Regions from separate parts of the Homo sapiens genome. Here regions 1 and 3 are each linked to region 2. A link is a contact called in ENCODE Hi-C or POLR2A ChIA-PET data. All regions are on one chromosome and are shown on one strand. Each heading gives the region's core, a stretch centred on a gene start or an enhancer-like site at or near the end of the contact. The rest is flanking DNA. Distances are from core to core; before and after follow the strand shown.

Region 1 (2,719 bases), core at 184-2,683, 130 kb before region 2:
TCTCTCTCTGTGCGTGTATGGGCGTATGTGTTCAGATTGAATAATTTCTATTGCTTTAACTTCAAGTTCACTGTCTTCTCCCTGTCACCTATCACTCTGTTGTTGGGCTCAACCAGTAAGTCTTTTTATTCAGTTATTGTAAATTTCAATTCTAAAATTGATATTTGGGGCTGAGGTGAGTGGATCACCTGAGGTCAGGAGTTCAAGACCAGGCTGGCCAACACAGTGAAACCCCTGTACTAAAAATACAAAATTAGCCAAGTGTAGCGGCACACGTCTGTAATCCCAGCTACTCCCTCAGGAGGCTGAGGCAGGAGAATCTCTTGAACCCAGGAGGTGAAGGTTGCAGTGAACCGAGATCATGCCACTGCAGCGTGCCAGGCAATCCAGCCTGGGCAACAAGTGCAAAACTCTGTCTCAAAAAAATAAAAAATAAAAAATGAATAAAATTGATATTTGGTTCTTCATATCTTTTACCTCTTTTTGTTTGTTTGTTTGTTTGTTTTGAGACAGGGTCTCCCTTTGTCCAGGCTGGAGTTCAGTGGCGTGATCTCAGCTCACTGCACCCTCAACATCCTGGGTTCAAGTGTTCTTCCCACCTCAGCCCTGCAAATAGCTCAGACTACAGACACACACCACTATGCCCAGCTAACTTTTTTGTATTTTTTGTAAAGACAGGGTTTTGCCATGTTCCCCAGCCTAGTCTTTTACCTCTTTGCTGAGACTTTCTATCTTTCCATTTGTTTCCAGAGTATTCACCCTTACTTGCCACATTTTTATAGTAAAGTCAGATGATTTTAAAGTCAGATGATTCTAACATCTGTGTCACTGTGGCATTGGCACTCTTTGATTGTCTTTCCATGCAAGTGGAGATTTTCATGATTTTTCATATGCCATGTAACTTTTATTGTATTTGGACATTTTAAATATTACAAGACTCTGATTCTTGTTTAAATCTTATGGAGAGTATTAACATCTTTGTCTTGGAAGGCAATCTACCTAGTTGTGTTCAGGCTACAAATTCCATTCAGGCCTCTGAGGTTATAGTTTCAATCTCGGTTCCATTTTCCAAGCATTTCCAATGCTGTTTGGGGTTTTTTTATTGTTGTTGTTTTATTTTTGAGACGAAGCTTTACTCTGTCACCCAGGCTGGAGTGCAATGGCATGATCTCAGCTCACTGCAACCTCTGCCTCCCAGGTTCCCGGGTTCAAGCAATTCTCCCACCTCAGCCTCCCGAGTAGGTGGGACTACAGGCATGTGCCACTATGCCTGGCTAATTTTTTCTATTTTTAGTAGAGAAAGTGTTTCACTATTTTGGCCACGCTGGTCTCGAACTCCTGACCTCAAGTGATCTGCCTGCTTCGGCTTCCCAAAGTGCTGGGATTACAGGCATGAGCCACCACACCCGGCCTGCAGTGCTATTTGGATCTGCCCTGTGTGTGTGCCACCCAGTGGCCAGTGTGGGACTTACATGATGGTTCATTAGTGTTTTTATTCTCGAAGTTTTTTATTCTCCCAAGTATTTCATTCTCAAAGTTTTTTATATGCTCTTCAGAATCAGATCCATGCAGGAACAATCTGGGGATGAGCCCAGAAATTTATAAAGAGTTTATAAACCCAGAGGTCATTAATGATTCTCAGAGGTCATTTTCCCAAGCTTTTCCCTTTCCACGGTTTCCCCCATAGGGCCCCCTTTTTCAGTCTTCTGGCCAAATAGCTGGAGCTTCCTTTACCCCTCTCTGCCACATTGTTTCACACATGAGCCTGTGATCTGGACCAAGGAAGAGACCCAGGAGAAAAAAAAAGGAACAGGGACTTGTCCCACTCTTAGGATCACAGCTCCTCTGAATAGAGGGGAAGATTCTCTTCTCTCAAAGTTTTAGGCACCTGTGGCCTCTGTTGCTACCACTGTCACTGCCAAGAAATCTCTTTTCCATTCCTGAAGGCTGATCTAGAGGGCTTCTGGAACTCTCTCTGCCCAAGTTAATGTTTACATCTGGGTTTCAAACAGCATTAAGACCAGGCCAGGAAATGCCAGAAGGGAAAAAAAAAAAAAGTAAACACCGTAGGTTCAGTGGTACTTTGAGTTCTGGTCTTCATCCCCAATCTGTCTGCGACTATTTGCTTTTCAAAGTTGTCAAGTAGGTGTATTATACATTTTGCCTAAATTTTAGGCTGCATTCAGTGGGAGATACAGAATCAAGTGTATTTACTCCATCTTATCCAGAAATAAAACTGCCATAACCAGAATAAATAATATTAGTTATTGTATTTTTCAGCTCTGGAATTCTAGTTGGTTCATTTTCAAGTCTTTTCCACCTTTTTTTTTTTGAGACGGAGTCTCGCTCTGTTGCCCAGGCTGGAGCGCGGTGGCGTGATCCTAGCTCACTGCAACCTCCACCTCTCGGGTTCAAGCGATTCTCCTGCCTCAGCCTACTGAGTAGCTGGGATTACAGATGTGCATCACCACACCCAGCTAAGTTTTGTATTTTTAGTAGAGATGGGGTTTCACCATGTTGGCCAGGCTAGTCTCGAACTCCTGACCTCAGGTGATCCATCTGCCTCAGCCTCCCAAAGTGCTGGGATTACAGGCGTGAACCACTGCGCTCGGCCTTTTCCACTTTTTATAGTTTCTAGGTATTTGGTGAAATTTGCAATCTTGTCTTCTTATCTCCTTCGATATATGAAGGAGGTAAACTAATTTTAATTTTATAATTC
Region 2 (2,859 bases), core at 77-2,576:
CATTCATCTTTCCCTAATGGGAGAGAAGGATTATTTTGAAAAAAAAAAAAAAAAAAAAAAAAGAGAGAGAAATGATACCAAGTAATCCAGCTTTAGTCTTTGTTGACTGAAGTGCGTATTAGGAGCTTTGGCCAGTCAAAGCAAAAGGTAGCGAAAAGATAGTCACTTCAAGGTGTCCAAGTTAAGAAAACCAGGAGGTAGAATTCAAGGAGACCATGTCAAATCCTGTCAGCAAAGTCAAGGTCAGAAAGGAAGCCACTTCCTAACGACCCACACCACTGGTGGTCTCATCACGCTGTTGCACCATTTGGATGTTTTCTAATTCTCCCGGGCTGTTTTCTCTCCAATTGGACTGTAAACTCCTGGCAGGCTCAGGCAGTGCTCGGAAGGTCTCTCACACGGTCCAACCTTACGCGAAAAGCACTTATTGAAAGCACCTCGATGGCCGGGCGCGGTGGCTCACGACTGTAATCCCAGCACTTTGGGACGCCAAGGCGGGCGGATCACCTGAGCTCAAGAGTTCGAGACCAGCCTGGCCAACATAGTGAAACCCTGTCTCTACTAAAAATACAAAAATTAGCCAGGTTTGGTGGCGCGCGCCTGTAGTCCCAGCTACTTGGGAGCCTGAGGCAGGAGAATCGCCTGAACCCGCGAGGCGGAGGTTGCAGTGAGCTGAGATTGCGCCACTGCACTCCAGCCTGGGCGACACAGTGAGAAAGAAAGGAAAGAGAGAAAGAGAAAGAAAAAGAGAAAGAGACAGACAGACAGAAAGTAAGCAAGCAAGCAAGCAAGCACCTCAACAGAGACAGAGACGTAAAGAAAGAGAGACAGAGACAGAAAGAAAGAAAGCACCTCCTCAGCTTCCCATAGCGCAGGAGACTTGCTCGACCAGAGAACCTACGGTCAGACGACACATCCACTGCCACACCCATACCCAAGCCGGGACGCGGAACCGCTTCTACCCGCCCACACCGGAGAGGTTGCTCGCGATTGGCCGGGCGGGCACAGAGGCCCGCCTTCCGAAGGTGGCAGAGCAGCCTCCCCAACTAAGCCTGGGTCGCCGCCTCGGTGAAGGGCCGCGGGGCCGAGCGCGGGAAGTGGCGTCCAGTCGGTTTTTGGCAGGCGAGAGCCAGAGCGTGAGAACCCTCCCACGGCGAGGCCAAGCCCTGAGACTGGACTAGCAAGGTCGTGAGTCTCTCTGTCAGCTCTCCGCAGCGAAGGGGCGCGGGGGGCGGGGACCGTGCCCGACCGTGCCAGCTCCCGCCCCGGAAGCGGAAGTGCAAGCACTGCGGGGTCCTGTCCAGTGTGAGCCCGACCCGAGCTCCAGTAGTTCCGCCCGCTGGTCATCGCGCCCTTTCCCCTGCCGGTGTCCTGCTCGCCGTCCCCGCCATGCTGTCTCTAGACTTTTTGGACGATGTGCGGCGGATGAACAAGCGGCAGGTGAGCTTGTCCGTCCTCTTTTTCTCCTGGCTCTTCTTGTCCCTTCGAGGCTGCTGCTGCGGGGCCCGGCGGACCCCAGGGTTCTGGTGTGAGGGTCTGAGCTGGTCTGATACCCGGGTCATTCGCTTTCTTTGGAGACTGTGGCCAGAGGCCGCCTTGTCCGCCTCATTATTTTTAACCCCGAACTGATTCAGGGCCTACCGGGGGCGGGGCGGGAAGCGGTGTCTTCACGTTCCATTCCTCCCACTGAGGCAGGGGAGCAAATGGAAACCGTACGCGCTTGAAGTGGGAGTTGGGGTTGCTTATTGTTTTAGTCATTTTAAGGCGGCGGACTCTTGATTTCTCCAGTCGGAGCGACTCCAGGTGGTTTCGGGAGAGACGAGGTTTAGCCGGTTTCTGGGGCGCTCAGGAAGGCGATTGGAGGCCCCACAAAAACCGTTTTGCTGCTTTCAGCTCCTTGCAACCCTTTAGTAGAGCTGAACCGTAGCGGGCTGCACCGACTTTGACTTGGACCACTCTGGGCTCCGAGTTGGAACAGTTACACTACTTGCCCTTGCGTCCGCTTAGCACTAAGGCGGCAGCCCTCGGAATCTATGGTTTTACAGTCCAATATCAGTGCCACGGGGATCTGGAAATGTAGGTCTCCTGATTTTGTCCTTACACTTTACTTTGATCTTCTAGATCGTATGCCAAATAGTACTGAGAATATTGTTGTAATTATTTAGTCCTTAGAAAAGGTTGTTCTGTTTTATCTTTTGCGCCTAGTGTGTCTGTAGAGCCTAGTTTTGCTGCATCGGACTTTTTTTTTGTTTTAAACAGTATTTTACTGTTATGATTATCCTGATGTCACCATTAAGGATTTTTTTTCCTTGGACTTGCATTTTTTGTACTTATAACTGCCACTTAGGGAAGTAGATACACAACCTTTCCTTACTCCCCTTCAGGCCTTAGCTAGCTCAGTGTCAATTCTGTCAGTCAGAATTGAGCATTCTATAAAAATTGCGCAAACGTTACTTTATGTCTTTATGACAACACTTCAAATTTTTACTTGTATAGTGTTGTCTTTTTTTAATCCATATTTGGATTTCTAGATGCCACAGATATTTCTCTGAGGAAAGTATTTATTTTGAGTCTGATATTTATTGTACTCTATGCTAGGTACAATGAGAGAAATGCAAAGATAGTTAAGAAAGACTCGGCCTTCAAGGAGCCTAAATGTGTAGAAAAGGACTAAGGCAAAACAATAACTTTTTTGAGCTCTTGCCATGTGTGAAGCACTTTATACACCTGTAAGGTAGGTAACGTTGTTCTTATTAAACATGAAGAAAATGAGACTTTGTGAGAAGCAATACAGTATAGAAGTTAAGAATATGGACTCTAAAGCTAGATTTCAGAGGTTTGAAGTAGCTCTGCTACTTA
Region 3 (3,076 bases), core at 427-2,926, 150 kb before region 2:
TGGAGTGCAGTAGTGCAATCTTGGCTCACTGCAACCTCTGCCTCCCGGGTTCAAGCAATTCTCAAGCCCTGCCCTCCCAAATAGCTGGAATTACAGACAGAATTTTTGTATTTTTAGCAGAGATGGGGTTTTGCTGTGTTGGCCAGGCTGGTTTCGAACTCCTGGCCTCAAGTGGTCCACCTGCCTCGGCCTCCCAAAGTGCTGGGATTACAGGCGTGAGCCTCCGCGCCCAGCCGACTTTAAAGCCTTTCTACTATGCCACGTTATCGTCTCACAGTAGAAACTGGTCTACTCATCACAGCTTCTTGAGGACGATGACATTCCTAATTCAACTTTTTATTTTTTCAATATTTAGTAATGGTTGGATGGAAAAAGGATGGAAGCATGAGTTTATAAGTTAACAAATAGGTTGACTGATAATGGCTTAATGTTACCTAGCCCGCCCTCCCCCCAGTATATGGAGCTATATATATAATAATTATCGTACAATTTAACCCCAGTGAAACACACATTTGAGTCCGTTTTATATCTCTGGTCTCTAGTTTTCTCACTTATTTACCACAGAGACAAGATTTAATGATGTGTGATATTCCCAGCAACCTCTCCTTCCCCTGAGCATTTTCTCTGTTCCTCTCCTCTGTCCAGTTCTGCTTAATGACAGTAGGCCTGCAGAGAGCTGGTTGAAGAAGGAAGGAGGGTTCATGCCTGCTGGCCTTCCTTTGTTGGGGAGTTCTGGGTAATGGGGGGCGTAGGAATAAAACTAAAAAGAAGCTAGACTAAGTTGCTTTACATAACGAAAAGCTAACAAAGATGGAGGAGGAGGAGAGACAGTAAAGCTACTGGGCTAAAATGGAAGGGAGAGTTTGGGAAGCTTGGAGAGTGAGAAAGTCTAGAGCAAAGCTGCAGGGAAGGGAAGAAGGGAGGTTTTTGAAAAGGGTGGTTGTGGGTTTTGAATTAGACCCCATGTAATGGTCTTTGAAATAAATTCCTTTTTACTTTTAATTGAGCCTGGACTGTGCTCCTTTAAATGCAGCTGCAGTGATAGACTGGGCTACATGAGGTATGTATTAGGGTTGCGAGCAAAATGTTCCGTGTCCAATCTACTTTACAAGATTATTGTGAAAAGCAAAAAAGAATAAAGACAAAGGTGCTTTGTAAACGATCAGCCAAGCACTATGGCTTTGCCTCCTCTGCATGCTTTCACATCCATGCACATGCGTACCCGTGCACCCTCACACCCTCGTACCTGCCAAGTCTGTGACAAGGAAGCTGCCATTTGTCCACTGATACAGCCAGTGTTGGAAGGTCTGGCATTTCTGCATGGCCTCAGAGCTGCCAGATGCTGTCGGAGCCTCAGCACAGCCCCATTCCCGAGAACAGTAAGACTCCAGGGGCTTGCCCAGGTCTTCCTCCAGGGTAGCATATGGGATATTGTTTGCAGGCCGGTAGATCAGATACAGTGGGATGATCCTAAACATAGTTTCACCCTGCAGTAAGCAGGAAGTATGGCCCAGAGAGCTCCTCCCTCCCACCCAATTCTGTATTCTTGGACCTAAAAGAAGGGCCCTTCCAAGAATGTAATTCTCAGCTCCGAGCCCAAAGGACAGCAAAGGAAAGCAGCTCCACCCTGAGTTTGGGAAAGGAAATGGATATTTTTGGCTTCAGAGTCCTGTCCATTCTCTTGGTCAGTGGGATTAGAACCAAACCCTGCTATGGGCATAGGCAGACTGTGTGGCTTGGGTGAGGGATTGAGGCATGTATGTGTCAAACAGAAGGAGCACCTTTAGAGAGGATTCAACCAGATTGTGGCTCTCTGCCAGTGGGACCCCAGGTATGCAAAGGTCAGAGTTCAAGTCTCAAAATGCAAACAATTGCCATTTATAGCTGACTCCTACAAAAATCCACACTGACCCTGCCTGCATACCACGGAAGTGTCCTGATCAGTCTGCCTAGCTTAACCCACCCCATCACCTTCATGGAGTCCCAGAAATTGCTGTGTCCAAACTCTGCAATCAGCAACATCTGCACTAAAGAATGAGGAACCGGGGTGGGCGGGACTCAAGTCCAGAGCAGAGGCTTTTCTCAAGTGGAGAGTAAATGAGGTCTCTATTTCTACATTTTGTGAGGCCACTGAGCTGAGCATGGGGCTGTGAGCCTATTTGCACATGGGCATAACGCAGGATGCCCCTGGGAGGCTGTGAAATCACTGTCTTTGCAGAAGCCCAAGGCAACAGTGCTGCACACTGCACGTCCTCCTCGCTGCGTACTTACTCAGGCACCTCCCCAAAGCCAGGCGCGGCCCGGGCTTCTGCTGCGAAGATTTTGCAGTACTCCCGACTCATGTTCTGGATCTTGCACCCCTGTGGATGAGGGAACCAAATGTGGTGAGCAAAGAAATTCCTCAGTCCTCCACTGTGTCTACCCCTAAGTGAGTGGGCTACCTATTCTGTTAGGGGACTGAGAGGAGGATTCCAGCCCTGGGGGAGGAAGGGCTTACTCCTCCCTGCTCCCCACTCTGCATCTCATTTTCCTCTTTTGTATAACAAGCGGCTTTGGACTTCTTTTCAAACTGAGGTTTTCGAAGTGATTTCTGAACTATTTTTGGGAGTCCTTATGGTATGTGACAGTGTCCCAGAGACCACTCTGTGTAGAGCCAGGAAGACTGCCCACCCCACCCACAGCACCCCCCTTTTATCTCACATATAAACAAGGCTTCCATGAGAGATTATGTATGGGGCAGGGGGAAGGTTTCTGCTGCAAACATAGAGTTTGAAAACTATGGCCCAAGTCGTTTTGAAGCTCTCAAGCTCTCTGAGGCCAAGCATCTGAATTCTGGGCTGCATCTCAGGCTTTCCACAAGGTCCTCCTAGGAGCCTCATAAGGTTGAGACTGAGATGCCTTCTGCCTCGATACTGGGCATCCTAACAGGACCTGGGCTGGGAAAGGGGAGGGGGTGAGAGAATAAAAGAATGGGGTGTGAAGATGGGACATAGTACCTGGATGGTGACGTCGTAGTTTCTGCCCACAAGAGAAGTCTCACTGCTGGGCCCAAACACAAGCAGGCTGGACACCTTGA

The links. Hi-C counts contacts between places; a loop is a spot of excess contacts on that map. ChIA-PET counts read pairs that join two places held with the same protein, here RNA polymerase II (POLR2A). Pooled maps may share reads with other maps.
Region 1: a map of sigmoid colon shows a loop between it and region 2 (1.9-fold over the local background). The contact joins the enhancer-like site here to the promoter of SEC11A in region 2. A Hi-C loop is called at or near these places in 1 of 168 maps with a recorded cell type or tissue (sigmoid colon) and 4 of 50 pooled maps. POLR2A ChIA-PET finds 5 or more read pairs at or near these places in 3 of 52 experiments (HEK293T and activated T-cell).
Region 3: a pooled map shows a loop between it and region 2 (2.8-fold over the local background). The contact joins the enhancer-like site here to the promoter of SEC11A in region 2. A Hi-C loop is called at or near these places in 1 of 168 maps with a recorded cell type or tissue (mammary epithelial cell) and 8 of 50 pooled maps. POLR2A ChIA-PET finds 5 or more read pairs at or near these places in 4 of 52 experiments (Caco-2, SK-N-SH, T-cell and 1 more).

Annotation. Positions count from the first base shown.
Region 1 is chr15:84,844,470-84,847,188 of GRCh38, reverse strand. The region is part of intron 5 of ALPK3 (alpha kinase 3); the gene reads right to left. Among named protein-coding and RNA genes, the nearest start is that of ALPK3, 28 kb to the right of the region's middle. Within about 2 kb of position 1,433, at least 10 of the 41 ENCODE cell types and tissues checked have a DNase peak (open chromatin) inside an H3K27ac peak, as active enhancers do.
Region 2 is chr15:84,714,606-84,717,464 of GRCh38, reverse strand. SEC11A (SEC11 homolog A, signal peptidase complex subunit) reads left to right here and starts at 1,326. Exons shown (of 6, transcript NM_014300.4): 1 at 1,326-1,440. The coding sequence starts at 1,390. RefSeq lists enhancers at 1-541, 663-772, 793-912, 542-1,107, 1,583-1,652 and 1 more.
Region 3 is chr15:84,862,836-84,865,911 of GRCh38, reverse strand. It overlaps ALPK3 (alpha kinase 3), which reads right to left. Exons shown (of 14, transcript NM_020778.5): 10 at 2,997-3,076; 11 at 2,272-2,360; 12 at 1,247-1,470. Among named protein-coding and RNA genes, the nearest start is that of SLC28A1, 20 kb to the left of the region's middle. RefSeq lists enhancers at 1,723-2,222, 2,223-2,724. Within about 2 kb of position 1,676, at least 4 of the 41 ENCODE cell types and tissues checked have a DNase peak (open chromatin) inside an H3K27ac peak, as active enhancers do.